Linked DNA regions of Homo sapiens: region 2 is linked to region 1. A link is an interaction called in ENCODE POLR2A ChIA-PET data of the cell type or tissue named here. Cell type or tissue: MCF 10A. All regions are shown on one strand. Links, peaks and the distances in the headings refer to the core of each region. The heading gives the core; the rest is flanking DNA.

Region 1 (15,712 bases), core at 5,419-7,918:
TCGATGTCTCCTGCCCCTTCCACCCTGGGCAGATGATGGCTCCATACAGGCCAAGCCTGGATGCAGGTGGATCCAGGCCAAGGACACGGGGGTCCCCTGGAGTGAGCACAGATGGTGGCATTCGTTTGACCTGCTGTGGCCTCTAGAGCCCCGAGCCACGTGGGCCAGAAGGTGCAAGAGTGTTCAGGGGAGACCAGGGAAGCCTTGGGGCTTCTCCAGTTACCCCAAAACATAGACACTGACAACAGCCACTTTCTTATGCTCCATGGGTCATAGTGGGAGTGCCTGGTTTCTGTTCCCCCCAGTGGGGGCCTCAGCTAGAGGGAGCTCCAGGGCTGGGCCAGAATCAAGGTTTCCTCACTTGGTATCATCTGAGCTCCACCAGCCAGCACCCCTGGAGAGCCAGGCAGATGCAGGGGCTTTCCCAGCCCAGCCCAGTGCTCACATGGCACCTCCACCACCCACTCACGGGGTGGTCACAGGCCCAGTTGACCCAGGGGAGAAGCATTAGCACCACCCTGGATGGGGCATGGTGTGGCTCTAGGAGACGCCTTGGATGGGAGATCCAGCCCTTCCACAGCATCCTCCACTCCTGTATCAGGAAATCCGCCCTTTGCCCTGGCAGCTTTGCCTGTCCCTCACTGGAACATGCTCCAGCCACCAGGCTTGCATCTTCAGAGCCCCGCTGCCGCTTTTCTCTATGCCTTCCCAGCCCCTCACTGCACCTGCTCCAGCTGGCCCAGAGGCCGACCCTGTGGGCACGTTTGCCAGCTCCCTGTGCTGGGACCTGTCCGTGGCCTCTGCCGGCGCGAGGCACTGGCAGGAGGCCTAAGGGTCCCTGCCACCAGTGGCTGCAGCTACCTCCCCGTTTGGCCACCAGCCCCAGAGAACGGCTCCTTCCCTCCTAGCTTTTCCTGAGCTGGGCCCACGCCTTTGTCCTGTTTTTAAACGCTCCTCAAGTGGCCCAAATTAAGGGGCCACACTATCTGCTTCCCCCAGGGAGCCAAGAGGGCTGCCAGCTGTCACTCGTGGGACTCCGGCCAAGGGGCCCCTTAAGACTTCCATGGAGAAGAGCTGCTTTGAGACGGTCACTGCCCTCGTGCTGGCTCAGTGGGGACAGGGCTGCAGGGTCTAACTCCAGAAAGACTCGGCCCCAGCAGGGGAGCTGGCGCCAACCAGACAGCTGAATCAACAGCCACCGCCATGGGTCCAGGCCCCCTGCAGCCTGGCGGCCCCACACGCAGGACTGGGGGCTGCTCAAGGCCAAGGGTGGGGCTGTACTCCTCAGTGGTGACGGCAGCAGCCCCCTACCCCCTTGCCCACCCTGGCTCCTGTGTCCCACAGTGAGGTCTCTCCGGTGCACAGCCTGGGTGAGGGGTTGGTGGGTCCAGATGGCACATTCAGACCCTACATCCCCAGCCTAGCAGAGCAGGGGGCGTCAAAGGGGAAGGAGCAGTGGGGGGAGGAACGAGGGGTGGGGGTGTGCTTTGGAAGCCTTGAGAGTTGCCCTGAAGGCTTGAACCGCCCCCAGGGCCAGCAGGAGAGCCATTACCATAACCAGGCAGGGTCCCCTTTTAAGAAAACTGCCCTGGTGGGCTGGTTGCGGTGGCTCACGCCTGTAATCCCAGCACTTTGGGAGGCTGAAGCAGGCAGATCACGAGGTCAGGAGTTCGAGACCAGCCTGACCAGCATGGTGAAACCCCATCTCTACTAAAAGTACAAATAATTAGCCGGGCATGGTGGCGCGTGCTTGTAGTCTCAGCTACTCAGGAGGCTGAGGCAGGAGAATTGCTTGAACCCGGCAGGCGGAGGTTGCAGTGAGCCGAGATCGTGCCACCGCACTTCGGCCTGGGCGAGTGAGACTCCGTCTCAAAAAAAAAAAAAAGAAAAGAAAAAGAAAACTGCCCTGGTGGCCACTGATGGAGAAATGGAGGGACAGAGGCCAGGGAGGGAGACTCTCGCTGGGGCATGGAGGGCTTCCGGGCAACAGTGCAGCCCAAACAGAGTGGGCCTTGGCCAGAGGTGGACAAAGCCAGATGCTGAGGGTGGGGTGGGCACAGCGAGAGGCAGCCACACTAGCTGCTCCCGCTGGGCCAGGCCTGGTGGATGGTGTCATCCTCCCTCACATTCCTGGATCTCAGGGACACCACTTCCCCAGGCTCAAGCAGCTGAGTCATGAGTGTCCTCCCTTCAGGGGACCCAGCCATTGGCTTGGGTAGATTAGTTCTGATTTAACCCCAAAATAATGACTTAGTGGCTTTCCTAACTGCAGCCAGCTTTGCAGGGCCTCCGAGCTTTCAGGCCACCTCCCCTCCCAGATGCCCTTGAGCTGGACCTGAGAAGACCCGCCCAGAGGAAGGCGAGGAAGACTCCACAGGGGTGACAGGGGCCCAGACACCCCCTATCTGCATCAGGACCCATGTGAGCAGAGCTCACCCTGTTGTCGCCCTGGGCACTGTGGCCATCTGCCAAGGGACAGATAGATGGACCTTCCTAGTCCTCAGGCCTCAGGCCATCCACAGGGTAAACCCACATCCACCCACATCTCCTGGAGCCTCCCCCGCCTGGGAATGGGAGCGAATGACCCCATCACACTGGTCTGATGGATGAGTGAGCAGCACCCAGGAGGCCGGACGCGGGAGGCTTGGCCTGGCCGGCAGGGAGTGGGCGCCCTGGGCTGGGACCGGGTTTCCTGCTCCCCTCTGTCTAGGCTTTTCCTGGGGGACCTGGCCTTGGAGGCCAGCGCCTGAGGGCCCCGCAAGACAGTCAGTCTTGCTGTCACTCCCAATGCCATCTTGTGTCCCCTCTCCCCAGACCCCTCTGCTCTGGGAGACTGGTGAGTGAACACCTCGTGAGGTGCATCCTGTGTGGGCAGGATTCCGACCAAGTGCTCCGACGTGGAAGGAAAGAATGCACACTCAGGCAATCTGGGTGTGACCACCTTGCTGTCCTGCGATCTAGGGGATGAGAGGAGGTGACAAGGCCCAAGGGGGTCATGCCGCAGACATGCCCAGGCCCGGCCTGTGTGGTCAGCTGAGGGTCCTTTAGCTGCCCGTCTACTGTCCTCAGGTAGGATGCCTCGTGCTGGGAGCCAGGCCGCCCAGCACCCTTCCAGCCTCTGCTGACTCCAGCTGTGTGTCGTCGGGCATCTTACTCAACCTCTCTGTTTCTTGTCCTTCTGCGCCTAGGGTCATGATAGACCTTGCTTCCCAGCAAGCATGGAAGAGGCTGCGAAGAACAGCTGGTGCCCAGGAAACTGGGAAGCCCTGGCTAGGTCTCAGTGCTGTGGCTGCTGGTGTTCACACCATGGGCCAATGCTAGGGATTCACAGAGGCAGGGGATGGGGTCCCTGCTCCAGGGTTCTCCCAGTCTGAGGGGCAGACATGTGACTGATGTCAACTCTCCTGGGTGGCCTGGGGTGAGAGAGAGTGACTCATCCCTGGGTGCCTTGGGGACGGTGGCCCTAGGAGGGGACTCCCCTGGCCCTGAAGAGTTGTGTGGCATCCCAGGTAGAGGGGCTGGAGGGGTAAAGCCCACCGCCATGCTCCGAGCACGCTGAGGGCTTGGTGTGAGAGTGTGGTGGATGTGGGTTGGGTGGGCTGCGAGGCCTCCAGCCTCCCACCTGCCTGCCTTTATTGATTTCCAGGGATTCAGGACCTCAGACGCTGGGCCGGTGACAGGCCCCTGGGATTCTGGTCGCAGTCCAAAGGGTCTCTGGCCACCCTGGGCCTGATCAAGTCCTCCCTCTATCTGGATCTATTTCTCCGTCACCAAAAGTTGGCACTTGGGTTTAGTGGCTGACAGCCCTTCTGATTCTAACAGGAAGTGGCTCTGCAGGGTTCCGTCACGCACGCGCTGTGCTGGGGGTCCAGGAGAGGGCTCTAGGAGTCGGACGGTTGGTGGGGGAGGATGGAGTCTGGCTGCAGAGCCCAAGCATGTTTTGTGGGGGCCCGGCGGGTGAAGGGTGTCACAGCGATGGAGGTGCAAGGTGATAGATGAGAGAGGCAGTCCCAGCACAGGAACCCAAGCAGGCAGCACCTGCATGGCATGGCTCTCCCGCCCTCCATTCGCGGGGCGGCCTCCCATCCTCCATTCTGATGGTGACATTGAAAATGAAACGCCAGGACCCCAGCACCTGCATGGTGTGGCCCTTCCGTCCTCCATTCTTTTTTCTTTTACTTTTTTCTTTTTTTTTTTTTTTTTGAGACAGAGTCTTGCCCTGTCGCACAGGTTGGAGTGCAGTGGTGTGATCTCAGCTCACTGCAACCTCCGCCTCCCGAGTTCAAGCGATTCTTCTGCCTCATTCTCCCAAGTAGCTGAGACTACAGGCACCTGCCACCATGCTTGGCTAATTTTTGTGTTTTTAGGAGAGACGGGGTTTCACCATGTTGGCCAGGCTGGCCTCGAACTCCTGACCTCAGGTGATCCGCCTGCCTCGGCCTCCCAAAATGCTGGGATTACAGGCATGAGCCACCACGCCCGGCCTCCATCCACCCTTCTGATGGTGACATTGGAAATGCCAGGACCCCAGGGGTTCAGGTGGCCAACCCAGCTTCCAATCCACCCGTGTAGCCCCATGTGCCATGCCTTGGGTAGGTTGCCAGGGTTCTGAGCCTCTCCCTCCTTGTGTGAAAGCCCCTCTCCTGGATCTGGGCAGAGGGTGTGCACAGCCTCTGGAAGTGGCCTGGCGGGCGTGGGGGCTCAGTGAGCACAGGGCCTGGGCTTGCAGGTGAAGCCCGAGGAGGTGGTATGGCTCCACCTGGCTGCCCTGGGGACCCAAGGTGCGGGCATGGGCACTGGCCCTCTGCCCCAGGAGAACGGCTGCCGGCCTTGACATCTTGGCGCCTCCCCCGCTCCCTCAGCCCTGTCCCCTGCACCTAGGGCCCTGTAGGGGCATCCCAAACTGGCACCTTATTCCCGTGAACTGGGCCCTTCTCTTCAGTTTCCCTCAGTTAGGAAGCCAGGTCCCGTCTTTCTTTCTTTCTTTTTTTTTTTTTTTTTTTGAGACAGTCCAGCTCTGTCGGCCAGGCTGGAGTGCAGTGGCATGATCTCAGCTCACTGCAACCTCCATCTCCTGGGCTCAAGCAATTCTCCTGCCTCAGCCTCCTGAGTAGCTGGGATTACAGGTGTGTGCCACCATGCCCAGCTAAGTTTTGTATTTTTAGTAGAGACAAGGTTTCACCACGTTGGCCAGGCTGGTCAAGAACTCCTGACCTCAGGTAATCCGCCCGCCTCGGCCTCCCAAAGTGCTGGGATTACAGGCGTGAGCCACTGTGCCCGGCCACCAGGTCCCATTTTAGTGACCACCCCCACACCCCGAAGAATAATAAGCCTCGACCTTCCCCACCCACTCCTCCCCTCCTAGAGCCTGAAGCCCCAGGTGGCTGTTGACTGGAGGGGAGGGGAGCACTTTCCACTGGAATATCTGACTTCAAACCTCTCCGGCCCCAGCTTCCTGCAGGCTCTGCCCCCTGAAACTGACAACCCAGCTGTGAAGCGGCAAACATGATCATCCCTCTCTTGTGTGTGGGAGGGGTGAAGATTCAATGAAATATCACAAGTGACACTCTCACCCAGGGCTCCCAGAGAGGGTGGCCCCAGCCCTACGACACCCATGGCCCCAGGGGAGCTCATGACTTTGAGGGTGTCGGTGACCCTGGGGGTGCCCTGGCTCTGGACTGGGCCACCATGTGTCACTGCAGCCACCAGGGGGCAGCAGAGGGGAGCTGTTCTGCTTTCAGGAGCTGGTGCCTGTGCTTCCTGCAAGGAGGGGGGACAAGAAGGCCCCCGGGGTCACTCGAGGCCAGCAGAGGAGTCCAGACTCCGATCCCAGCTCCACTGCTGCCTCCCGCACGCCTGGAGCCAGCCCGGCCCTCATCTGTGCACGCAGGGTGTGCTGCACCCCACCAGGCATCTCCAACTCGGAGATTCAGCTGCAGCCCTGGCCGTCAGACCCACGGGCCCTGAAGTCCAGGGGGCCCTCTCGCCCGCCTCCTGTCTGCAGATGGGGAAATTGAGGCCCAGCCAGGGCAGGGGATTTGCCGACGTTTCGCAACAAATTCGAGTCAGAAATAGGCCCAGCTGGGCCTGCCGGCGCGGAGGCCCGCTCGGGACACTGCTGGCCAACGCAGGGCCCAGCACGGTCCCAGTCACACCCACAGCAGGGTCCTGCCAGCCTTCTCCGCTCTCCCCTGGGGGAAGTGACCCTCCTCCACCTCCCAGAGCCCACGTGAGTCCGCAGGAGGCCCCCCTGGGCCAGGTGCCAGGTGCCGAGTGGCTGCCTCCAACTCGGGGGCTGCTATGCAAGGATGTTTCCAGTTCTCCGGGTCCTTCCTTCCACCTGGGAGGTCCGGGGCTGCCGGGCCATGCTGGTCCCTGTGGCCCTAGGGCCCGCCCAGCGCAGGGCCTGGCAGGGAGAGGGGGAAACGTGGGTGAGGGAAGTGAGTCACCCCTTGGGACACTTCCCTGCTCAGTTCCTGCCTCTCAGCAGCTTCTGCGAGGCAGGTCACACCTGCAGGGGAGCCTGGCAGCGCTAGGAGAGGCAAGGGGTGGGGGTGCCGCCTTTTCATGGGGCCAAGAGGGGCCCTGAGAGGGACACCGGGTGGACAGCCCCAGGGGCCTCCTTGCTCGGCCAGCCGGCATCTCCCCCTGCTCCCAGCATAGGAGGGCCGGTGGCCTGAGTGCTCTGCTCCGTGCCCGGAAAAGACTCATGTTCCAGGAAAAAGCCGCTTGGCAGGTCGGAGCAAGCTCATGGTGCTGTTCCCAGACCCGATGCGATGCGTGTGGAGGGAGGCCTGCCCTTGCCCCCAGGGCTGCAGGGCGAGAACAGACCTTGATTCCTGCTATAACCCTGGGCACGGCCTCTGTTTCTCCGCGTGTGCCCGGGGGCGGCGTGTTCTCAGGGCAGGGGCCTCTAAGGATCAGAGTGAGGCTGCAGGCCCAGGCTGAGGCCTGCACCACCTCGGCCGGGAGATGAGTAAATGTCTGGGTCCCCCTGGCCACTCCAGAGTGAGGCCGCCAAGCCTCCGGCCTGAAGTCCGGCTCCTGTTCTCAGCCTGCCAGGCCCTTGTGCGGTGGCGTCGGGCAGGCAGGGCAGGGAGGCCACGGCAGCCATCTTCCCGGGGAGCTGGGGCCTGGCCAGCAGCGTTTCCCAGTGGCCTCCTCCTGTGCTCCGAGCTGCATTACCTCATCGGGAAGCCATTCCAGAAAGGAGCTGCGGAGCCCCTGGGAGTGGGAGTGGGGAGAGCTGCGTCAGCGCCCTCCTGGCAGCCTCGGTGCCAGACGAGGGCAGGCGTCACGCCTCCGGGTGTCTGCCTGCCGAGCGACTGCTGGGAGAGCAGCTGGCTTTTGTCAGCGTTTCGGGGTGACCGGGCTGGGCTGCAGCAGGCAGGTGGCGTGGCACGGCCCATGGCCGGCCAGCTACCAGGTGGGCAGAGGATCTATTTCAAGAGCCGGAACCAAATGGCCAGGCATGAGGGGAAGCCAGGTGCAAACTCAGTGGCAGAGACCAAGCCCTGACCCCGCAGTCCCAGGCCTCAGTTTCCCCTCAGGCCAGCCCTCCTCCCAGCACCTGTCCTCTGCTTCCTATAGCCACAAAGAGCACCAGACACGAGTGAGCAGGTGACTACACTCCCTGCTGCCCGCTGGTGTAAGCCAGAGGCCCTGCCACCCACAGCTGGCCTCCAGAGGCCTTTCTGGACCACAGGGTCAGGGCTGAGAGGGGTGGGGGTGGCAGGGGCAGCTGAGGTGCTGGAGAGGGAGGACAAGCTTCCTGCCTGTGGAGGAGACAAGGGCAGCTCCCAACCCTGCTCCTAGCCTTCCTGCCAAGTTTGGATTCCAGAAACACCTCTTGGTGCCTCAGTTTTCTCATCTGTTTTGTGTGTGTGTGTGTGTGTGTGTGTGTGTTTTGTAGATAGGGTCTTTCTCTGTCACCCAGGCTGGAGTGCTGTGGTGCGATCATGGCTCACTGCAACCTCTACCTCCTGGGCTCAAGCAATCCTCCCGCCTCAGTCTCTCGAGTAGCTGGGACCACAGGTGCACACCACCATGCCTGGCTAATTTTTGTTTGTTGGTTCATTTTTGTAGCGACAGGGTCTCCCTATGTTGCCCATACTGGTCTCAAACTCAGCTCAAGTGATCTGCCCGCCTCAGCTTCCCAAAGTGCTGGGATTACAGGCATGAGCCACTGCGCCCAGCCCGGCTTTCTCATCTGTAAAATGGGTTGACAATGCCCACCCAGATAATGGTTGAAAGGACTCGTGAAACCACGTAGGAGGCACAGGCAGACAGGCACTTGTGGGGGTCCATGAATGAGCCTCAGTGCCAGCTCCCCCAGGCCAGCTTCCAGCCTTCACACTGTCTGGGCCAGAGGAGTCTTCCTAAAACAGAGGACTGTGTGGAGCACTTCTCCACAGAGAAGCCTCTTGCCTCAAGTCAGTGACACTGTCCTCCAGCCCCACCCAACTGTACATGTGCCCAAGCTCATCATACTTTTCCTCAAACCCTGTCTGTCAGGAAAACTCCTACTCACCCCGCAAAACTCCATGTGAGATGCCCACTCGCTCATCTAAAATGCCTCACAGGATTACTCTAAGAACCAAAGAAGAATATACATGTGTGAACACATGGGCATGGTTGCCAAGTGAGGGGCATCACATTCATGACTGTCCCCATTACTTATTAGAGCAACCATAACCAAGAATGCAGCGGTGGGCAGGAAGTGTTACTGGGGATAGGAATTAGCAGGAAGTTTTTCTGGCTTGGAATTTAAGCCCAACTTTGGCAGATGGCAGAATTTTCAGAGAGGAAAGGAGGAAATTGGAGGCTAGTGTGGCAGTGTTAAATATGGCTGCAAAGTCCTTGGTCCTTCTCCCATTGAAGCGTGGGCCCTATGGCCTCTCCTCTTGAATCCAGGTGGGCTTGTGACTACTTCAGCCAAGACAATGCGGCAGAAGTGTTGTTGGGTAACTTCCAAGGCTCACTCATAAAAGACCATATGGCTTATAACTTGGAGTCCTAAGTTGCCATCTAAGAAGGAAGTTCAACAACCTGAGACTTCCATGCTGTGAGGAAGCCCAAGCTCCATGAGGAGTCACATGGGGGTGCACTGGTTGACAGTTCCAGCCTTCCAGCCAGCCCAGCCCAGGCACCAGCCATGCGAATGCAGAAGCCATCTTGGAAGTGGATCCACCAGCAGCAGGTGTCCCGGCCCCCAGCCATTTGAGTTGTCTCGGGTGAGCCACTGAACCACACAGAGTAGAGTGGAGTTGTCCCTACTGTGCCCTTTCAGGACAGAATTCCTGAGCGTAATAAAGTGGCTGTAGTTTTAGTCACTGTTTTGGGGCTGTTTGTTATGCAGCACTAATTAACTAGAACAGGTGAGAAGATCAGAACTTCCTGGTGCTTAAAGCCAGCCACACAGCCCCTCGAAGCAAGATTGTCTTAATCTGGAAGTCAGTCCCAAGAACAGGTTCTCCCCAGTGCTCTCAGCATTCCCCACCCCAGCCTGGCCCATAAGCAGTGCTTGGGGCATGCGGGGTTGCTGGAGCACTCCCAAGCCACTCCCAACACCTGGAAGGAGCCTCCCCTCCTCAGGATTCTCAGCGGCGTTTGCAGCTTGGATGACTGTGGACCCAGAAGCTCTGGGGAGTTATCCAGGTTCTATGTGGCATGAGTATCCCTCTGTGCCTCAGTTTTCCACCCATGGAATAGGGCACGAAACTCATAATCTCTCTGATCCCTCTCGGCTCCTACCCCACCTTCCTGGAGGCCTTGTTCATTCTCATGTGTGTCTCCCCCACATCCTCTTACCCATGTGACTCTGCCTGCCATGAAAGCAGGAGTCATGACTGCAGTCTCACGGTTGAATGTTCTGCACCTGGCACCCAGCCTAGGCCAGAGGATGGATGCCACACCACTGGTGTTTTCTGAATGAATCAATGAGTCAGTCAATAAATGGAGTGAATGAATGAACAAAAGAAAGAACTCTTTCTATACTCACTCGATCCATTAATGTCCCCTCCCATACAATAAAGATTCCCTTATAGCAGCCCTAGGAGTCTACCCTTGCATGCCTCACATGACAGGGAACTCACCACCTTTCAAGATAGCCTATTTCCTGTTGGGGCAACTCAGGTCAGAGAGTATTTCCCTGAGCTGGCCTCATCCCTGGCCCCTCCCCAGGAGAGTGGCTGGGGGAAGGAGTGCCGGGGGGCAGAGGAAGGAGCCCTCAGTCCCCATGGTCCACAGAGCTTGCGTCTGGTGAGTGCTGAGAGCAGGTGGAGGGACTCCAGAGCTCCAGAAACCCCTTGGCTCTCTCTGTGCTGGGCCCAGCTGAAGTCCCAGGGTGGGCGGGGGCAAGACAGTGAGTCCTGCTCTGCCCAGGGCCCAGCTGGGATAGGGCCAGCGCACCAGGAGGTCCACAGAGGCAGAGAAAGCAACCGAGCGGGAGCGGAGCTGGGGCAGGACAGGTGGTCTGTGCTGTTTCCATGGCTCCGGTGCCTCTGCCTGCCTCACTGGCCTGGGAAAAACAAGCCGGGCACTGAGCAAACAGCGCCTGTGACCGCCCCGGACAAAGGCTGGGCTGTTTAGGCAACCGGACGGCCAAATGGGCCTCCCTGGCGGAACACCGGTTTAGACTGGGCCCGTCGGGGCTGAGTTGCCAGGCCCCACAGCCTGTCCCTTGGGTCTCTGGGGAACAAGCTGGGGCTGGCGGTGGGGACAGGGAGTGGAGGGGAGAGGCTGGGAGGGCCGGGGCAGGCACTACCCCAGTTCTGCCCTCTGGCACCCAGTTCCCTTGCCCAGCCATTCAGGAGAATGAAGACAGCAGGATCTCAGCGGATAAAGGAATAGGGTTTCTCTGTCCAGCCACAGTGACTGGGGCTCAGCAGCAACATATCCCGTGGGACTTCCACCCTCCCAAGGGGCACCCCCAAAGAGTGACCAGTCCTGGGCCCATGTGTGAAGGGTATTTTTGCTGCTACTGTGGACAGATGCTGTCTTCGGCCCCAAGCCAGGCAAACCCAGAATGCCAGAGTGCAGTGCGGGAGGCGGTCCTCCCCCAGGGAGGGATGGGGCTGGGGACAAAAGCCCTCCACAGGGGCAACTCAGAGGCCTGCCCTCCCGGCTCAGGCTCCCGAGACAGAGCCCAGGGCCAGGCGGTGGCTGACTCCACTAGCGGAGTGCCCTGGACTGGCCGAGGCCCTCCCTCCCGGGGCCACTCACATGAATCTTTGCTTCAGGGCCGGCTTCTGGGGAGACCCAGAGCACGACAGGAGCTCATAGACAGGCCTCTGCGGGTGCGTGGGTTACAATGGCGTCTGCGGTCCTGGAACTCAGAGGCAGAGGAGGCGGGACCCTGTCATCCCAATCACTGTGATTCAGCAGCATGGGAAGCCAAGGGGCACTGAGGCTAGAAGGACCCAGAGCTGAGGGACACTGGGCTGGCCTGCAGGGGAGAGGCTCTGATTTTAAGGAGAAAGGAGATAAGGATGGGGCCCAGGGCAAGGGGTGCCATCTACAGAGCAGCTCCCAGGCCTGCAGAAGCTCCCTGGTCTGTGTCACTGTGGGCTCCCTGGCAGTGGCATTCCCAGCACCCCTCCCGCTGCCACTTCCCCACTTGGGGCTGGACCACCGGCCTGCCTGCAGGGGAGCTTGTGGGGTCTCAGCCCAACAGCCTGGAGCCCAGGGGCAGGCAGCAGCATGCTCTGCTGACCCGGCAGCCACATGGGCCCCCGGAAGCTGCCTCCGAGGCAAGCTTGCACCAGCAGGATGTCAGGGCTGCCCTGGAGCCAACACTGGGGACCGAAGGGAAGGACACAGGCGTAGGCAGGGGCAGCAATTGGACCCTGTGCGTACCTGACCCTATGCGAGCTCTGCAGCTCAAAGGGACCAGAGCTGGCCTGAGTTGGGCAGAATGGGCTGGACCTTATGCTCTGGATCGATGGGGCTGACCCACGGAAGCCAGGACCTTCGGGCCAACCCTGAAGGGACCACGGCTGAGGACTGTGTGCCCTGGAGGGAGTTCTGAGATGGGGGGTGTAGGGGTGGGGAACCCACAGGCAGGCACTGCCTCAGGGCCTCCCTCCTGTCCCATGGCCCCCAGGTGTCCTGCGGCCCCACACTCAGCCTCCTTCTGGGGGTCTGGGTGGCTGCACCTTCCATGGTGCCAGCCAGGCCTTGTGCCCATCTCCACCCCCTTGCCCTCACCTGCCCCAACCCACCACGCCTTGGCGGCCTCCTCTCGGGGCTTCCTGGCCTCCACCAAGCTGCACCCACCTCCGCCCTCATCACCCAGGAGGCCTTCCCCGGCCTGGCCCGACGCAGGCTCCACAGTCTCTCACCAGCCTCCCAGCTGCTGGCAGTGAAATTCACAGGAGCTCCCTCTGGGGCAAGGGTGCCTCCGCCTCCTCCATGGCAGCGTCCCCAGCCCTGCACGGGGCCCCCAGTGAACACATGGGCTGAATAAATGAGTGAGGGCATGAGGGACGCCTGAACACACGAATGAGAGAATGGCACTGGGGGTCCGTGAACAGCTTGTTGCATTGAAGATGGTGAAGGATTTTCATCCTGGTCCAAGCATGGAGGCCTCTCTAGAAACCGTCCCTTCCAGCTCCATGAGGGGTGAACTCTGAGCTCAGAGGCCATGGGGCCAAGTGCAGAAAATGGCTTTGAACTCTGGAGGAAGGAAAGAAGCCACCCTCCAGGAAGGAGTAAGAACCGCTCTGGAACATTCCCAGGAAAGGTCGCTGGGGGGCAGACCTGAGAGGTTCCCCGGACTCGGCGGACCCAGATCCCCCGCAGGGCAGCCCCTGGTGAGTCAGGGCCTGAGTCAGCGCCCTCCGCCTTCCCAGAGGCCCCGCCAGGACCTGCAGCCCTGGGCGCCCCAGCAGCCCGGCCCTGCTCAGCGCAGCTCTGGGTTGGAACTTGCACTTTCCAGTAACTCGGACCTCCCCCCGGCCGCCTTCCCAGGCGCCACCGGGCCCAGCAGATCGTCACCGTCCAGGTGCAGGGTGGGGGTGTGTGAAAGTCAGGCCTGGGACCCGGGCAAGTTGCTGCCGTGCCCTCTGGCTTCCCGGGGGACATCCTTCACCTTTGTGCGCCCAAACCCTCTGTGCTGCGGTTCCAACCCCCCTCCACATTCCCGCCTGCTCCTCCGGGCCTGCCCGTTCCCTCTGCCTTCCTGGGAACCTCCCTCTATCTCCGCATCTTCCGCCGCTCCCTTCCCTGCGGCAGCCGGCGGGCTCCGACTCTCGCTCTTCAGGGAACACCGCCCTTGGCGCCACGCCCACCTCCACCCGCGGCCACCTTCCCTCCCTCCCACCGCCAGACCTTCAAGACAGGATCTACCCCGGGCGGCCCCCAGCACAGGTCTCAGCCCCCTCCAGACTGGGGTTGTCGCCACCCTCCACTGAAATGGCGGCAGCCAGCTCCCTCCTGCCGCAGCCGGTGGCAGCCAGCTCCAGGCCTGGCCGGCCCCGCCCACCCTGTGTCTCGAGTGGCACCCACGGCGCTGTCCCTGTCCCGCCTGTCTTCTCGTGACCTCATCCGGCTCCAGACTCTCACATGTTTACGCCTTCAGCCCTGCCCAGCCCTGGACCCCAAGTCCCCTCCAATATTTCTTTTTCCTTTCTTGTATTTTTATTTATTTATTTATTTATTTATTGAGACAGTTTCGCTCTTGTCGCCCAGGCTGGAGTGCAGTGGCGCGATCTCGGCTCACCGCAACCTCCGTCTCCCCGGTTCAAGCGATTCTCCTGCCTCAGCCTCCCAAGTAGCTGGGATTACAGGCGTGTGCCACCACGCCCGGCGAATGTTGTATTTTCAGTAGAGACGGGGTTTCAGCATGTTGGTCAAGCTGGTCTCTAACTCTTGATCTCAAGTGAACCACCAGCCTCAGCCTCCCAAAGTGCTGGGATTACAGGCGTGAGCCACCGCGCACGGCTATCCCTTCCAATATTTCCGAGGCCAGCTGCCCAGAGAAGGAGGGCTGGGTGGAGAGGACCGTGCCAGCAGCAGTAGGCCTGGGCCAGGAGACAGGCACGCACCTCCGCGGTCTCTGGCGAGTCTATGTCCACACAGCGGCAGGACCTCCACCCCCAGCCACCTGCAGCAGCCCCACATCTCCACCGGGTCACCCTGCTGACATCAAGAGTGCCTCCCGCAATGTCCCAACCCATGAGGGCTTCTTGGAGCTGAACCAGGGCACCGGCCACTTCTGGAGGGGGGCTGCTCGTGACTTCCGACCTCTGTCTCGCTAGTTGGCATGAGAAGACTGGACTCCTTCTGCAGGCCTCAGGGCAGAGGCAGATGTCAGCCCCCAGGGATGTCACTGCCAGAACCCCAGATGCCCCAAGCCATCTGGACTCCCCCTGTGCAGTATCTCTGCTACAATAAAATGTACCCAGATCTGAGTCCTCTCACCTGGGCGACTGCCAATGTCCCCTGCGGCCCTATACCCCGCCCCCAGGAGCCCAGAGGATCTTTCTTTTTAAAGATATTCAGACCTCACAGATAAGTCTGCCCTGACCAGCCCCTCCCCAGTTCCCAGGCCCTATCCTGACAACGGCCACAACTTCAGAGCAGCTGAAACCTGCTGTGAGTGAAAAATGAGAAGCTGTTGTTTTAATTTTACTTTCTCTGATTACTAATGAGGTTATTTCTTCTCTGCATAAAAACTTCATTCGTGTTTAATTGGATTTTTGTCTTTTTGTTAATGTATAGGAGCTCCTTTTGTTCTTACATATATTATGAATTCAAATTCTTATAGATAAAGATTAATGTTTAGAGGCAAAATCATGGTTCTCATGCAAATACAAATTGAACACACCTAAGATTTTATTTAACTCGTTAATAAGGGAACCAGTAAGGTTAAAACCAGTTCAAAGGAGAATTGGAAAGACAGATGTGTAGGCAACAAGGAAAGCTGAAACAGCTTTGCTTATTGGTGCAAAGTGCTTAATATCATAGAGAGCAATAAAGTGTACTGTTTGGGATTATCTTTTCCATGGGACAGAATTCAGTTCAGTCTCTATGGAGCAAAATTCATTTGCATTCTATGGGCAGGATCATTGGCCTTATAATTGGTTTTCTATAAGTTAATTTCTCCCCTGACAGAGTTGTAAAATAGCTGAGTCCATAGCATAGCAGTTGAAGAAGGACCCCATCGAATGAGATCATTCCCAGCGGGGTCACTAGACAGATGCCACTTAGCACACCACTGAAAGGACACCCGCCTTAAGCCCATTTCCAAGTCTATGACATTTTTTTGCTCTATGTCACTTGTCTTTTCACTTTGTTGTCTTTTGTCCTGAAGTGATGTTATCATTAACCAATGGTTTCATCTGTGATTTGTGCTTTCTGTATCTTGTTTAAGACATCTTTGCAACCCATATAGAAACACACTCAATTTTTTTTTGCAAGTTGACTTAAAGTATTGCTTTTCGGCTGAGTGCGGTGGCTCATGCCTGTAATCCCAGCACTTTGGGAGGCCGAGGCGGGCGGATAACTTGAAGTCAGGAGTTTGAGACCAGCCTGGCCAACAAGGTGAAACCCTGTCTCTACTAAAAATACAAAAATTAGCCAGGCGTGGTGGTAGGCACCTGTAATCCCAGCTACTCAGGAGGCTGAGGCAGGAGAATTGCTGGAACCCGGGAGGCAGATGTTGCAGTGAGCTGAGATTGTGCCACTGCACTCCAGCCGGGCAACAGAGTGT
Region 2 (15,712 bases), core at 261-2,760, 470 kb before region 1:
TGGGCGCCTGTAATCCCAGCTGCTTAGGAGGCTGAGGCAGCAGAATCGCTTGAGCCTGGGAGGCAGAGGTTGCAGTGAGCTGAGATCACGCCACTGTACTCCAGCCTGGGTGACAGAGTGAGACTCCATCTCAAAAAAGAAAAAAAAAAAGAAATTGCTGATATCAGAGAAATACTAATATGAAAAGAGAGAATCCCATGTGAACTTAGTATGAATTTAGGAGGCCTGGGCAAGACCGCTCACGCTAGAGGAGCTGTGTGGGGTGCGGCCGGGGAGCTGGCCGGCCTGGGTTACTGGTTCTGGAAAGACAGGAGGTGAGTCCTGCTTTCCCCAGCCGTTGTCAGGTTAACTGCCTGGCTAGGCCGCTGCAGTCAGCGCTTAAGTCCTGATCCACCGGCTCTCCCTCGGCCTCTGCTTGGCAGACGCCCCTGGGTCCTGCCTTTGAGGTCAGAGAGACTTTTTAGGAGAAGAGGTGAGGAATCCGAGCTACAGATCACACTAGTCAGAACCTCCCCACCTGGGGTGGCCCCATCACCTCTCCCCTGCCATGAGCAAGGGGGTATACATTTCCATCTTGCTTCGATTTCAACTTTTCCTTAGCGAAATCTGTATTGATCATTTATTTGAAATAGTGGTTTGGAGAGAGAGCTCTTCCCCCACTGCATTATTTTTAACCACTGAGATATTTAAAGATAAGTGGATGTGGCCGGGCACAGTGACTCACGCCTGTAATTCTGGTACTTTGGGAGGCCAAGGCGGGTGGATCACTTGAGGTCAGGAGTTCGAGACCAGCCTGACCAATATGGTGAAACCCCGTCTCTACTAAAAATACAAAAATTAGCCGGGTGTGGTGGTGGGCACCTTGTAATCCCAGCTACTCAAGATGCTGAGGCAGGAGAATCGCTTGAACCCAGGAGGTGGAGGTTGTAGTGAGCCAAGATCGTGCCACTGCACTCCAGCCTGGACAACAGAGCAAGACTCTGTGTCAAAAAAAAAAAAAAAGATAAAAAGACAAGTGGAACAGTGAGCCCTTAGGACAGGGGCCTCGTCTGAAACCCGCCCCAGCCTTCCTCTGTTACAGCTTCCCTGTCATCCCCTGGGGGAGACTTCTGAGCTGGGGCGCTGTGGCTCAGCTGCCAGTTGGCCCCTCGCCAGTCCCTTGCCAGCAGGGAGGGGTGGTTTTCGCTCAGCGCAGGGGGTGGTGAGCAGGGAAGCCATGGGCTCTCCGGGACCAGCGGGGAGGATAGTCCTGCTCAGACTTGCAGCCTGCTCAAAGGGGGGTCCGGAGGAGGCTGGCGTCGACTGAGGATGGAAACCCTGACTCATGGCAAAATCAGCCCCGATTTCCACAAAGAGGCAATGTTTGCAAGTCTCAACCTAGCCCTGACTTTCCTCTCTACAGGGTGCAGCACTGTGTATGGGCTGAGGCTCGGGAGCCGTCCCCTTACTGTCCTTCCAGGACTGGCAAGCAGGCTGTGGGCTGAAGGCCAGCCTGGCGGCACTGAGCTGTTCCGTGCCATCTCCCTGGGTCCTCAGTGACAGCATCGAAAGCCAAATGTTCAGCTCCCTCAGGGTCCCCTTAGCTTGGGATGCTGGGATGAGGATGGGGTTCCCCTTTTCATGTGCTCTCAATCCTTGCAATCAAGCTCAGGAATCATTGTTTTAAAAGATCTCTATTTATTTCAAAAATTATGTATGTCTTGACTTATAAATCAGCAAACAAAACCTAAGTGTAGGAAGTAAACGCTCCTCCCCTGGCCAATCCTGCCCGCCTCTTGGCAGGGTCCATGAGCCCTTCTGGGCTCTGCTCCCTTGAGACTTTTTGTTTTTTTATGAAAATGGGATCAGACTGTTCTGCCACTTGCTTTTCCCCCCCACTTGACAGGGTATTTAGAAATCATTTCATGTCAGCACCTTTATGTTATCTTTTTAAAAATGACTGCATCAGCAGAAATACGTCTTTCTAAGGAGAAAATACATCAAGATAGAAGGTAGTTTCAGGCCGTCTGGGAGAGGGCTGAAAAGGTTCTATGTCAGGTCCTGGTCCCCCAGCACGCACCCTGGGTCCTCTGCTCCCACACCTCTGCCCATGGTACCCGCTCCCTCACCCAGGAACAGCATGGTCCGTGGTGGGAAGCGTTGATTTCCTTGTGTAGCCAGAATCCATCTTCCTGGAGCTCCTAGAACCATCCTGGGGCCCCAAGAGCCCATCCGAGCCTCCTGCCTGTAGCAGAAGAGCTCTTCCTGCAGAGCTAGTACAAGGGATGGGTCAGGGTCCCAGAAAGTGGAGGTCTCTGCCCCTATCATGCATGGAGAATTTTCTAGAACCTTAAGGTTGGGTCACCGAGGGCTTTGAGACCAGCATGGCTTTGTCGGGTTTTCTTTGCTCTTTTCTTCAAATTCCCTCCTCCTGCTGCTGTATTCCTTTCTCCTTCTCCTCCTCCTCTTCCCCCTCCCATCCTCCCCCTCCCTTCTCCTCTTCCCCTCCCCCTCCCCTCCCACTTCCCTCCTCCCCCTCCTTCCCTTCCCCTTCTCTCCCTCCCCGCCTCCCCCTTTCCCTCCTTCTTTTCTTCTTTTTTTTTTTTTTTTGAGACAGTCTCACTGTCACCCAGGCTGGAGTGCAGTGGTGCAATCTTGGCTCACTGCAACCTCCACCCTGCTGGGTTCAAGCAGTTCTCCTGTCTCAGCCTCCCAAGTAGCTGGGATTACAGGTGCCCACAACCATGCCTGGCTAATTTTTGTATTTTCAGTAGAGATGGGGTTTTGCCGTGTTGGCCAGGTTGGTCTCGAGCTCTTGACCTCAGGTGATCCACCCCTCGGCTTCCCAAAGTGCTGGGATTGCAGGCGTGAGCCACCACGCCCAGCCTCTGCCTTTCTTCTTGAGTGGGGAGGAAGGAATGGGCCAGGGCTTCCCACGTGCCCTGGCTGACCTTGCCTGGGGATGTCGGCAGGTCCTGGGGCAGGAAGGGGTTCCACTGAATCTAGGAAGCACTGGGTGAAGCCAAGTGAACGGGGACCTTGGTAGCTTGGGCTTTTCCCATGTGAATCCCTGAGAGGGAGAGATCGGGTGCCCTGTTCCCAAACTCACCCTATGCTTTACATTGATTTGCTGTCTGTTTATTCATTCCCATTCATTCATTCATTGATAGCCAGGTCTTACCCCTGTGGAGTGCACGATGTTCTGAGGGACACTGTTGTTCTGTGGAACAGAGTTTGGGGAATCTAGTCTGAGTGAGGAACCTGCAGCGCCAGTGGGAAGGCAGCCACCGCTCTGCTAAACGCTGCATTTATTCGTGTTACAGGGCAGGGGCCACCCAGCTGTTTCTCTAAAGGGCTAGATGGTAACTAACAACTTCAGTCTCTGTGGCAACCACTCAACTCTGCCTTTTGCAGTGTAAAAGCACCCCTGAGCAATGCATAACAGAGTGGGCCTGGTTGCACGCTAATAAAACTTTATTTACAAAAGCAGGTGTAAGCCGGGTTTGAACCAAGGGCCATCATTTGCTGGCCACTGATTTAAGGGAGCTGGAAAGCAGGAGACCCTGATTCTAGACCTAGGCCCTGGTTGGCCCCTGACTTCAGCCATGAGCCCAGAGTCATTCAGTCTCCGGACCTTGGTTTCCTGTTTATAAAGTGCAGGCAGTAATGATAGTGATACCGGCCTCACCTCACTTGCAGGCTGGCTGTGGTGCTCGAGAGCGGTCATGGATGTAAAAGCTTTTGTAAACTGTAAATTGCTGCACGGTCAGCGCGAAGGGCTGACTCATTTGACTGAGGAGGGTGGACTTGGCTGGCAGGGAGAGGGGTACAGCTGTCCTCCTTTCTGACTTACGCTCAGGGGTCTTCCACCATCACTCCCTCTCTTTGTTCCCCCATACCAGATGCTTTGTAAGTGTCTGAGCAAGGTTCTCCAAGGTGATGTTTAGATGCTTAGGTCCTTTTCCACTCCCTCTATCAGGAAGTGCAATCTGTGTATTCTTCCTCCGAATTTGAGCAGAAGGAGGGTATCCCTGTGTAGCATGGCCCTCCTGGACCATTCATGGGTTCACACTTGCTCATTGTATGTCATCAAAGGTAAATGCCCCACGGTCCCCATGTCAGAGATGTGTCCACTCAAGGAAGGAGACTGCCGTGCAGTGAGCTCAGGGAGCCATGGCACCTCCCGGGTGGGCCTGGCTCAGCATAGGCCCTGTGAAGCCCAGTCATCGGAGGGGCCTAGAGCCTTGCTGGGAGTCAGAGTTGCTGGCACCACGTGGACAGTCACCTGTCTCCTTAATACCGTGCCCAGTGTGTGGAGTAGATGAATGCAGGAGAAGCCAGGCAGGCAGGTCCCGATTTGGCGCAGCGAACGATGGAGGTGCTGGAGATTTAGGGACAGGAAGAAGGGCCAGAGAGGTGGTGTTTGAGGCGGTATGCAGTGATAAAATTTGGGAGCCAGCTGGGAGGCGGCTGTGTGGTCCAGAGTGAGGGGGTTGAGCCCCTCCATTTGTGGTTTTGCAAAGAGGTGGGAAGGGGAGTTTCTTTGGAGATCCAGTTTTTGGGTTCTGGGACACCCTCCAGGTTTAACCACATGGTCTCTGTCTTTTCCCGCTGTAGATATCAATGAGTGTTTGAGTATCAGTGCCCCGTGCCCTATCGGGCATACATGCATCAACACAGAGGGCTCCTACACGTGCCAGAAGAACGTGCCCAACTGTGGCCGTGGCTACCATCTCAACGAGGAGGGAACGCGCTGTGTTGGTTGGTATTAAGAAAACAAATCTGAAATCCACTTTCCTGTCTGCTTCCAGCATGCACCCTGCCTTCTCTGGAAGCAGAAAGTTGATCCCCAAAGCAAAGCCATTTCTATCAGCCCATCCATCCCACTGTCAGTTCCCAAGCATGGGGCTTCATTGTCTTGCCTGGACTGGTGCACCAGCCCGTCTACTGCCTCAGCCTTGTCTGGCTTGTCCTGAGCCCAAAGCTCTCGCACCCCACCCTGTTTACAGTTCCATCAGCTCCCCGTTGGTGACAAAGGATGGATGCCTCTGCTTACAGTCCAGTCCCCCAGAGCTGGCCCAACTCCACAAACCTTGTAATTCAGGCAATGTGGGTCTGCCACTCCCCACACAAGCACTGTCCTTTCCTCTCTGTGTGGGTGTTTGCTCTCACGTCATTCCCTCTGCCCACCTGCTCCTACGTTCCTTTGGATCCAGGGCACCCAGCCTGCCTAGATCCCGCCAGGGAAGGAGCCTTCCTCGCATAACCCCCAGGACACTTCTTCAGTGTCTCCCTGGGTTCCTGGGCACTTCCTACCTTAATGAGAGTCATTGCTGGCCTGCCAGCCAGGTAGGGCTGCCTCTGGGTCAGCTATCTTCCCAGTCCAGGGCCCGGCACTCAGTAGGTGCTCTGTGAAGTCGTGTTGAAATGGAATGCCTGTTTCCATGTCCATGTGTTCCTTTCTTGCTTTCCTTTCTGATCATCTTGGGGGGAAAAAACCCAAACTAAAGGTTTTCATCATGGCTTTCTTTCTCCTTTGCAAGATGTGGACGAGTGCGCGCCACCTGCTGAGCCCTGTGGGAAGGGACATCGCTGCGTGAACTCTCCCGGCAGTTTCCGCTGCGAATGCAAGACGGGTTACTATTTTGACGGCATCAGCAGGATGTGTGTCGGTGCGTGGGGGGCCCCGCAGGCCTCGGGGGAACCCAGCCACGTGGCACCAGGGACACATTTCTGTGGCACCTCGAGTGATGTGGTCTGATCCTCATCTCAGATAATCCCAAGTGCAGGCAGACCCTGAGAGAAGATCCTGAGTCAGGAGACCCCATTCTAGCCCCAGCTCTGCTACTGCCCAGCCAGGCGGCCACTGGCACCACCCCCCTGTGTGTGAGCCTGCTCCCCATCTGTGGAAAGGGGTTCTGCTTGACCCAGGACCTCCAAGTGCTGATGAGCCAGGTCTACACATGTGGGCAGCATCAGCGATTTCCTGGAGATTCACCGCTGAGCTGTAGATCCCCAGGAGCTAGAGATGTGTGCCTTTAGCCCAGGGCAGCGAGGGGAAAAGTTGACCAGGAGTGGGGTCAGGTCTTGTCCAGCCAGTGCCTGCTGTCACCAAACCTAGGTGCTCAGGGAAGCCTGGCAGCTGCCAACCACTCCCCCAAAGTGGGCACTTTGCTAGATCCTGGCAGACCCTCCTTGTGGGTCCTGGGGAGGAGGACTGGCAGGAGGGCACAAGTTCAGATGTGCTGCCGCAGAAGGAGCACGAGGCTCGCCCACCAGGCAGGCACAGCGCGGCAGTCCCGGCTCTCCCACTGACTTCCCGCATGCTCGGGACAAGTCACTTTGCATTCCTTGTCTGAGAAATGAGGCTGGAGGCCAGGCGCGATGGCTCATGCCTGTAATCCCAGCACTTTGGGAGGCTAAGGCAGGTGAATCACTTGAGGTCAGGAGTTTGAGACCAGCCTGGCCAACATGACGAAACCTCATCTCTACAAAAAATACAAAAATTAGCCGGGCGTGGTGGCACATGCCTGTAATCCCTGTTACTTGGGAGGCTGAGGCAGGAGAATCACTTGAACTGGGAGGCGGAGGTTGCAGTGAGCTGAGATCATGCCACTGCAATCCAGCCTAGGAGACAGAGCGAGACTCCATCTCAAAGATGAAGGAAAAAAAAGAAATGAGGCTGGAGGAGGTGGAGGACAAAGGACATGAGCTGGCCTTACTAGGAGGGTGGAGTGTGGTGCCACTGTGTTGGACATTGCCCTGAGTCAGCCCACCCCTCACTTTCAGATGTCAACGAGTGCCAGCGCTACCCCGGGCGCCTGTGTGGCCACAAGTGCGAGAACACGCTGGGCTCCTACCTCTGCAGCTGTTCCGTGGGCTTCCGGCTCTCTGTGGATGGCAGGTCATGTGAAGGTGAGGCTGGGGCCCCGTCCACTCACCTCCCCCAGGTCACCTTCCTCCTGGGGAAGCCACCCTTCTGCAGACCGGTTTGCAGCAGATCCGCGATGGTTTCCCTGTTAAATGACATGTTAGCAGGGGAAGTGCCTGTAAAATATTGTTCATCAGAGAGGACTGCCCGCCTGCCCACCCGATTTCTCCTGATGACATCCACCCTCCGAGGCCGTGTCGGGGTTCATAGGCTGCGGCAGAGGCCATGCGGGATGTGGCTAGGATTATGGGGCTTGGAGCATGACACCCACGAGTCACAGGGCCTTGGTTATGCCCGACCTCTCCCTGCCTCCGTGTCCTCCCCGGGGAGAGGGGTTGATGTGTGAAACAGCAGCGAAAACTGGACACTTGTTTTGCACAAAGACAGTGTGTGGGTTTTAATCAGATGCTGCCTAGGGGAGACAGGCCTCTGTGTCCATTGATCTCAAGTCACCCAAACAAAAGGAGGGAGGCTTTGTAAATGACGAGCTGTGAGAGGAAGTACTGAGGCCTTTAGGGCGTGGGTCACTGTGCACCTGCCTCTAACTTCTTTTTTTTTTTTTGAGACGGAGTCTCGCTCTGTCACCCAGGCTGGAGTGCAATGCTACGATCTCGGCTCACTGCAACCTCCGCCTCCCGGGTTCAAGCGATTCCCCTGCCTCAGCCTCCCGAATAGCTGGGATTACAGGTGCACACCACCATGCCCAGCTAATTTTTGTATTTTTAGTAGAGACAGGGTTTCCCCATGTTGGCCAGGCTGGTCTTGAACTCCTGACCTCAGATGATCCGCCCACCTCGGCCTCCCAAAGTGCTGGCATTACAGGCGTGAGCCACCGCGCCCGGCCTGCCTCTAACTTCGTGTTGGAGTTAGGCTTTCCCCACCCGCAGAGACAGGGAGAAGCACCCTGGCCTTCCGGATGACGACATTCCCCAGGCATGTCCCCAGCCCTTGAGAAAGACACTCCTTGGTTGCACATCTCAAAGGGACAGAGAAACCGTTTACATTTGCAAGTTTTTCTAAAGTAGATGCTTCTAAGGAACATGGAGGTCAGCGCCTGTAGTCAGGTTTGGGCTGGAACCAAGAGAAAATTCTTTTGGCAGCATTGATCTTTCTCAGACAGGCATGTCAAGGGGGCTGGGTCTACATCCTGGATACCTGGTCTTGGGCCAATGGCAGCCACGCTGAAGTTGGGTCAGGTCTCTTGGTATGTGGGGGTTGGACAGAGTTGTTCCTGCCAACAGTCTTGTGGTTCTCAGATAACACCAACCTCCTGGGCTGATGGGAAGGTCACATGAACTGCATGTCAGCCCAGGGCCTGGCACATACTAGGTGCTTGGCAGATGTCGTGTCTTGTATACGGATTAGGTTCTGAGCTGAGCAGACACTGAGAGCTTTGGATGGCCCTCCACAATCGTCCACATTGCCGATGACACCCTGTTTGGTGCCGTGCACTGGCTCACAGGACGGCTTCTGCAGCCTGACTCAAACATGGCAGGTCCTAACATTTTGCCATGAGAATTTTCCTTCCTGATGAGATGGTCGCAGGGGTTGGATATGCCACAGTGAGCTGTGGTGTGCATGATTCTCAAATCGGAGGACGGACGGTGTGAGGGGTCCTGGGCTTAGTTCACAAGAACGTGTATGGACAAGGAACAAGATTCACGAGTTGAGTCTCTCAGGCTTGTGTTCAAACCTGACTTCTGCCATTTCCATGGCCTTGAAGAAGTAACTCAGTCTTTCCTGGGCCATGGTGTCCTCATCTGTAAAACGGGCATAGTAGGACCAACCCCATAGGGGGTTGTGAGGATGAAACGAGATTAAGCATGTGAAGAGCTTATCACAGGGCCAAGCACAGGATGAAGAGCTGGCGGTGTGGAGGCTGCTGGCTTTATTATTATTTAGTAGAAGTAGTGGGATTCCTGGCTTGTGCTTCCTCTAGTCATTCATAAATTGCTGAAAAGTCGGCATTCATATCCACATTAGTGGACAATATTGTGGATATAGAACCAGAGCCTGGCCAACCTTGCTATGTGACCTTACTAACCATTTGTTAGGGTCCTGCCCCGGGTGTGTAGCAAGAACTCGGTCCTGCACTGGGGAGTGTCTCTAGCGGGGGATGAGAGACCACACTGGACAGGTGGAGGCCAGGCCTGGTGTGTGGGGGCCACAGAGATGAAACACGGGGTGGAAGGCTATTGGACGTTCTGTGACAGCCACATAGTATAGATTTAAGGCTTTTCCAGCCACAATCTCTGTTGCAACCGCTGAACTCTGCTGTGGTAGCAGAGAAGTGGCCAGAGGACCATGGTAAAAGAATGAGTGTGGCAGGGCACAGTGGCTCACACCTGTAATCCCAGCACTTTGGGAGGCTGAGGCAGGTGGATTACTTGAGGTCAGGAGTTCGAGACCAGTATGGCCAACATCGTGAAACCCTGTGTCTACTAAAAATACAAAAATTAGCCGGGCATGGTGGTGCACACCTGTAATCCCCCAGCTACTCAGGAGGCTGAGGCAGGAGAACTGCTTGAATTCATGTCCACATTTAGTGGACAATAGCCTCCCGGAGGTGGAGATTGCAGTGAGCTGAGATTGAGCTACTTGTACTCCAGCCTGGGCGACAGACAAAGACTTTGTCTCAAAAAAAAAAAGAGTGAATGTGGCTGTATTCTTTATTTTATTGTTATTATTATTTTGAGACGGAGTCTCGCTCTGTCGCCCAGGCTGGAGTGCAGTGGTGTGATCTTGGCTCACTGCAACCTCTGCCTCCTTGTTCAAGCAATTCTCCTGCTTCAGCCTCCCGAGAAGTTGTGACTACAGGTGCGTGCCACCATGCCTGGCTAATTCTTGTATTTTTAGTAGAGATGGGTTTCATCATGCTGGCCAGGCTGGTCTCGAACCCCTGACCTCGTGATCCGCCCACCTCGGCCTCCCGAAGTGCTGGAATTACAGGCATGAGCCACCATGCCTTGCCGGGCTGTGTTCTAATAAAACTTTATTTATAAAAACAAGTGTTGGGACAAATTTGGCCCATAGACTATGATTTGCTGACCTCTGCTTTAGGTAAAGGGGACAGTTGAGCAGTAGTTCAGAGTTGCTGAGTGGCCCAGTGAGTTCTGTGCATTGGAGTATGAGGAGTACTGGCGTATGGGCTGGGTGGCCGAGGACTTCCTTGTGTGCCGTCATCTGTTTAGGATGCCATCTTGGAGGTGAAGTGGAGAGCACAGGATCAGATTTCCATTTGAGAACTAGAATGGACTCTGGCAGCCAGGTCGGGGCAGACTTCCAGGGGCCAAGGCTGGAGGCGATCGCTGCCATCCTGGCAGGAGAAGTTGTGGTCGAAGCAGGCAGGAGCAGGGATGGAGGGTCCGGAGCCACCAGCGATGACGCCTCTCCCTCGGCCACACCCCCCGGGACCTCTGTCTCTCCGAGTGTGTTAACCTGAGGGAGGTGGAGAGGAGATTTTCTGTTCACTGACCCTGAGGGCTACTGTGGAGGCAGGGACGTATGATGCTCTGAGCGGTGACCCTCGTTTTGTATTTCAGACATCAATGAGTGCAGCAGCAGCCCCTGTAGCCAGGAGTGTGCCAACGTCTACGGCTCCTACCAGTGTTACTGCCGGCGAGGCTACCAGCTCAGCGATGTGGATGGAGTCACCTGTGAAGGTGCGGACGCCCCTGCCTGCTGAGGGGGAAAGCACCCCCTGGTCTTGCCATGACACAGCAGCACGGCCTCTGACTTTCAAAATCCACAGGGAAGAGCCTGCTGGGATTTCTTCACCTGACAAACCTTCCATGTCCACCCTTGGAGGCAAGCGGGTGGTTTGCTGTTTTCCCTCCAACTGAGGTTTTTTTTTTTTTTTTTTTTTTTTTTTGAGACACGGTCTTGCTCTGTTGCCCAGGCTGGAGTGATATGGTGCAATCACTGCTCACTGCAGCCTCAGCTTCCCAGGCTCAAGTGATCCTCCCACCTCAGCCTCCCAAGTAGTTGGGACCATAGGTGTATACCACCATGCCTGGCTAATTTTTTATTTTTAAAAAATTAGAGACGGGGCCTTGCTGTGTTGCCCAGGCTGGTCTCGAACTCCGTGGCTCAAGTGATCCTCTTGCTTCAGCCTCCCAAATTGCTGGGATTACAGGCATGAGCCACCGTGCCTGGCCCCCAACTGAAATTCTAATATACTTTTCCCATCCTTAAGCGTGAGGGTGGGAAGGCAGCAAACCACTCCTGACTTGTTCTTTAATAAATGTGCACGGCGGTAATTACAACATGCACTGGGACCTTGGGCCGCATATCTCAGGTCTTGGTGGTGGTGCATGGCTGAGAGGTAAGGAGGGGGCTCAGGGACCACCTATATCCCTGACTCAGAGCTCTAACTCTTCATCTGTAACATGATGATTAACTTCAGCCTCACCAGATCATTGGAGGATTAAACTAGATGACAGCAATTACAGGCAATTAAGGGCAATTACGATGATTACCATTTTCATGTAAGGTGTGTGTGTATTTTGTTTGCTTGTTTGTTTTTGAGACAGAGACAGCTCTGTCACCCAGGTTGGAGGGCAGTGGTACAAACACGGCTCACTGCAGCCTCCATCTCCTGGGATCTAGCAATTCTCCCACCTCTGCCTCCTTGAGTAGCTGGGCCCACAGGCATGCACCAGTATGCCTGACTAACTTTTTTGATTTTTTGTAGACACAGGGTCTCACTTTGTTGCCGAGGCTGGTCTCGAACTCCTGGGCTCAAGTAACCCTCCTGCCTCAGCCTCCCATGCCTGGGATTCCAGGCATGAGCCAGTGCACCCAGCTGAGGTGTGTTTCTTATTATTGAACTGTGGTCCATATTTCCCCCTGCCCGCCACATGCATACTTCACACCATGAACTTGCTGTGTGACCCTAGGCTAGTCCCATCGCCTCTCTGAGCACGATGGTCTCTGAGGCTTCCTGTGTTCAGCTTGTCCTGTGCTGCTGCCCTCCCGGGCCCCAGTGCAGCCCCCAGGGCGATGTAGCATGGCCAGCAGCCATGGCCAGGTGCCAGGACACTGAGGCTGAGGTGGGCTTTGCCGTTGCAGACATCGACGAGTGCGCCCTGCCCACCGGGGGCCACATCTGCTCCTACCGCTGCATCAACATCCCTGGAAGCTTCCAGTGCAGCTGCCCCTCGTCTGGCTACAGGCTGGCCCCCAATGGCCGCAACTGCCAAGGTGAGCAGGAGGGATGCCCTGGGGTCCCTCACGCTCTGCTTGGGGCCCTGCAATGTCGTGGGGCTGAGGCTGGGCTCGGGGGCTGTGCTTCCCCAACCCAAGGGCCACAGCACAGATGGAATGCATTCAGGAAAAGGAGGCCCACCCCATCCAAGGGGTGTCCTGGGGTCTGCAGCACCCTGGTCTCCTACACCCAGGCCCCAGCACACTTGTCCTCTGGATTGTCTGAGCCTGTGGCGGCTGCATCCGGCAGGAACACTTCAGCCCTCCTCCCCTCCCCTCAGCAGCCCCGTAAAGGCTGGAACAGAGGCCTTTAGGAAGATGCCCGCCAGGGAGGAAGCAGTCCAGGCCAGGGGATGGCGTGGCCTGGTGTGGGATGGCCCAGGGATACTCATGGCTATGGGTCAGCTCCAGCATCGGCTAAGTAATGGTGGCCAATGGCATTGGTTCTGCATTCAGCCCCCTTTTCTACGAATGCTCTAGGGGGCAGTGTGTGTCCCCCAGAGCCATCTGATAACCATCCATTCAATCACTGACAGCGGGTGCTGAGTAGATGTTTGTGAGCGCGTGATCCTCAGTGTACACACTGCGCCCAGAAGCTGAGTCATGGAGGTGGGGCTGTCCAGCCAGTTCCTCGGGAGCCCCACACAGGACTGTGGATCCTGGGGCTCTGGAAGCCCCCTGGGTCCCACAGATGTAGCTTCTGGTCATGAGGAAGGTGACTTTGATGAAAGGCAGGCAGGAGCTGCGGTGTTTCCTGGGAGGCCCCCTCCGCTTGCCCTGGGCTCTGGATGGAAGGCTGGTTGTGTCTGCATTTCTGACGGAGCAAATGACTTTTCTCCTGGCCAGGCTCCCTCACCACAGCCTGGGGTCCCGCCCAGACTCAGCATAAACACATTCCTGAGCCGGGCCTTTGAGGCTGGGGAGTGTTGTTTTTGCCACCGATGCTCAGGCATTTGGCACCTCTTAATGGATGTCTCCCAGGGTTGGTGACAGCCCCTGAGCCCCACTGTTTGGCTGCTCCAGAGTCTATGGGAGTTGGGCTGCTCCCCCATCTCCAGGGGCCTCTCAGTGTGGTGCCCCAGGCCCCATCCCAGGAGTCCCAGACCTGGTGGTTCCAGTCCACCCTGAACAGCCACCAACCCCAACACACAGGCAAGACGTATGATCCCTCGAAGGCTGTTTTTCTCATTGTTGTGTGGAGCTAGCAGCTCCTGCCCTTTTCTCCTAAGAGGTTGAGTCACACCTAGGGTAAGGGTGCTGAGCCTCGGGAGCCACAGAGAGGCTCTGGTTAGTTAGTGTATGGACTCTGATGCCAGCCTGCCCGGGTTCAAAGCTCAGCTCTGACATTTATAAAATGTGTGACCTCAGGCAGGTCTCTTAAGCTCTGTGAGCTCCTCATAAAATGAGGATCATAACAGTATCTGCCTCATTGAGTTCTTAGGAGGATTCAGTGACTTATCCTTGCGAGGTACTCCCAGGACCCATCATGTAGTGTTTACTTTTACCATCGTCACGCTCCCTCCAGGGATTGCGAATGATAAGTTAACACTCTATAAATGTAAATACCCTATAAATGTAAGAACTGGCACAGGACGCTGCTCTGAAGATCAGCCAGTGGAGGGCAGGGATGGCCTGATCGCCACCCCTAACCCTAGTTGATGGGAGGCCTGGGCTCCTCCGTCTCCAGATGGGTATGGCTCCTGCAGCCTCTGCCTTCACTGTGCTGCTGTGGGGTCTCTTGCAGACATTGATGAGTGTGTGACTGGCATCCACAACTGCTCCATCAACGAGACCTGCTTCAACATCCAGGGCGGCTTCCGCTGCCTGGCCTTCGAGTGCCCTGAGAACTACCGCCGCTCCGCAGCCACGTAAGTCCCTTGGACCATGCCATCGTCGTCTGTCTGTGTTGGCCTTCCTGGTGACCCAGTTCCCGGGTGGGTGGGTTATCAGGCTGTGACCTCGGTGTCCTCCCATGAGGGACTCAGGGCACTCAAAGATCACCTGATCCCTGGCCCTCAAGCCCCTAAATGCTAGTGACACTGGTCTCGGAAAGTCAAGGGGGTAACTGCAAATGAGTCTGGGGTCTATAGTCATGTTTTCAGGCCAAGGCTGTGCACAGAACCAGGAGAAACCACAGCCCTCTTTTTTCCTAGGGTGGAAGCCTTGGGCAAGCTCTCTGGGCCTCAGTTTCCTCATCTGTAACATGCAGATGTCAGAACGTGCTCTGACTGAGATGCATAGGTAGCAATGTCTCCATGTCAGCCCAAAGCCAGGGAGCCGATGTGACCTGTTGGACGTTGTTGTTAGGTGCCCACCTGAAAGCCAGAATTCGTCCAGCCTGGTGACCGTGTGGGAACGGCATCAAAGATTCCAGATCCTAAACGTGGGGCTGCGTGCCCCTATGTCTTTGTAAGCTCACTCACTCCTAGGCCATCACGGCGCCCACTTGAGACCACGGTTCCCACTTCCTATCCCCCTTGCCCCTAATTGTATTCAGAAAGTCTCATTTAGTGCCACAGTCAGTTGCTTCAGGAAAAGCTCCATGCTGGGACCGATCTCAGGACTGTGGACTTGTGACCTCTCCCAGCACTCTGAGTGCACGATGCAGGCAGCCAGCTGTTTCCGAGGCCTTGGCCCCTTGACCTTCAGCCTGCCTTGGGCTCTTGGCCAGCTGCCCCCGCGACCTGAGGGTCAGTGGTAGTGTCCACCTCTTGACCCTAGGGGCAGCTGCCCTGGCTTGTGGCATAGCAAGGCTTCTGGGTACCCGAGCAGCCCCGTTGTCCCTGGCAGCCCTCCATATTCTTCCTGGCTTTGCGATTCTCATTGGCTGGCCCAGCCATTTCCCTGTTTCCCAGCACGGATTTCTGTCTGCTTGAAAACCCAACATCTTGTTTCCTTCCTGAGCTTGGGTTAGGAAAAAGCTGCCCCAAAACTGGGTTTGCAAGTCTGTAGCATCCCGAAGAGCTCATGGTTATGCAACAGCCTGCCCCAGGCAGTGACACTGCTTCTCTGAGCCATTAAGAAAGTTCGATGGCCTTGGCTGCAGGCTGTGCAGCCGTCTGTCATTGTAAGTTCACTCTCTCCCCAGCCTTTGTCAGCGCCTGGGCTTGAGGATTCCAGGAGGCTGGCTGTGGTTGTGACCTCGATTTCTAACTTGCGCACAGTCGTGAAACCACCTTTCGAAGAGGGGGAGGCTGCCCTGCACAGGGGCCCTGGCGCCTCCTAAGCCTGAGGGTGGGCGGGTTGGCCATGTGTGCTGAGGTCATGGCTGAAATCAGGGGAACCCAGCTCCACCCCTCATGTTGGCTGTGGAAGCCTCTGCCACCCCTCAGTGCTGGAGAAAGTCGTTTCTTCCTGGACCTACTGCGTGCAGGCACCTGGGTAGACAGCCCACAGAGGGCTTTGTCCCCGCACAGGCTCCGCCTTCGGCGTGTGTGCTAGGAGGGAGGAGGGGACCCCACCTGGCTGGGCGTGAGGGTGGGCAGGGGGCTGTCTGGAGTGGGCCATGCCTGCATGGAGGTGGAAGGGGGAGCGAATTAGGCAGAAGCGGCGGGAGTATGGACACATGTGCGGTGAAATGGGGAGTTCAGCCTGAAA

What was found. Peaks named below come from ENCODE experiments on the same cell type or tissue, not always from the same donor. Only the 100,000 strongest peaks of a DNase experiment are listed, where the experiment ranks them.
Region 2: POLR2A ChIA-PET joins it to region 1 with 6 read pairs; 2 of 35 experiments call an interaction of 5 or more read pairs at or near these places.

What each region holds. Positions count from the first base shown.
Region 1 is chr22:46,000,808-46,016,519 of GRCh38, forward strand. LOC124905134 (a long non-coding RNA gene) reads left to right here and starts at 12,774. Exons shown (of 2, transcript XR_007068136.1): 1 at 12,774-13,003; 2 at 13,690-14,691. It also overlaps the pseudogene LOC730668. RefSeq lists enhancers at 227-396, 5,470-6,461 and silencers at 12,876-13,065, 13,216-13,305. In MCF 10A, for the core only: a CTCF peak has its summit at 5,702 (motif pointing right); DNase peaks (open chromatin) are centred at 5,754, 6,434, 6,754, 7,214 and 1 weaker place.
Region 2 is chr22:45,536,633-45,552,344 of GRCh38, forward strand. FBLN1 (fibulin 1) reads left to right here. Exons shown (of 17, transcript NM_006486.3): 9 at 4,597-4,740; 10 at 5,523-5,651; 11 at 6,769-6,894; 12 at 10,453-10,572; 13 at 11,981-12,112; 14 at 13,860-13,983. Among named protein-coding and RNA genes, the nearest start is that of FBLN1, 42 kb to the left of the region's middle. RefSeq lists enhancers at 9,903-10,404, 10,405-10,904, 11,739-12,526. In MCF 10A, for the core only: no CTCF peak of the experiment used is centred there; DNase peaks (open chromatin) are centred at 1,259 and 1,749.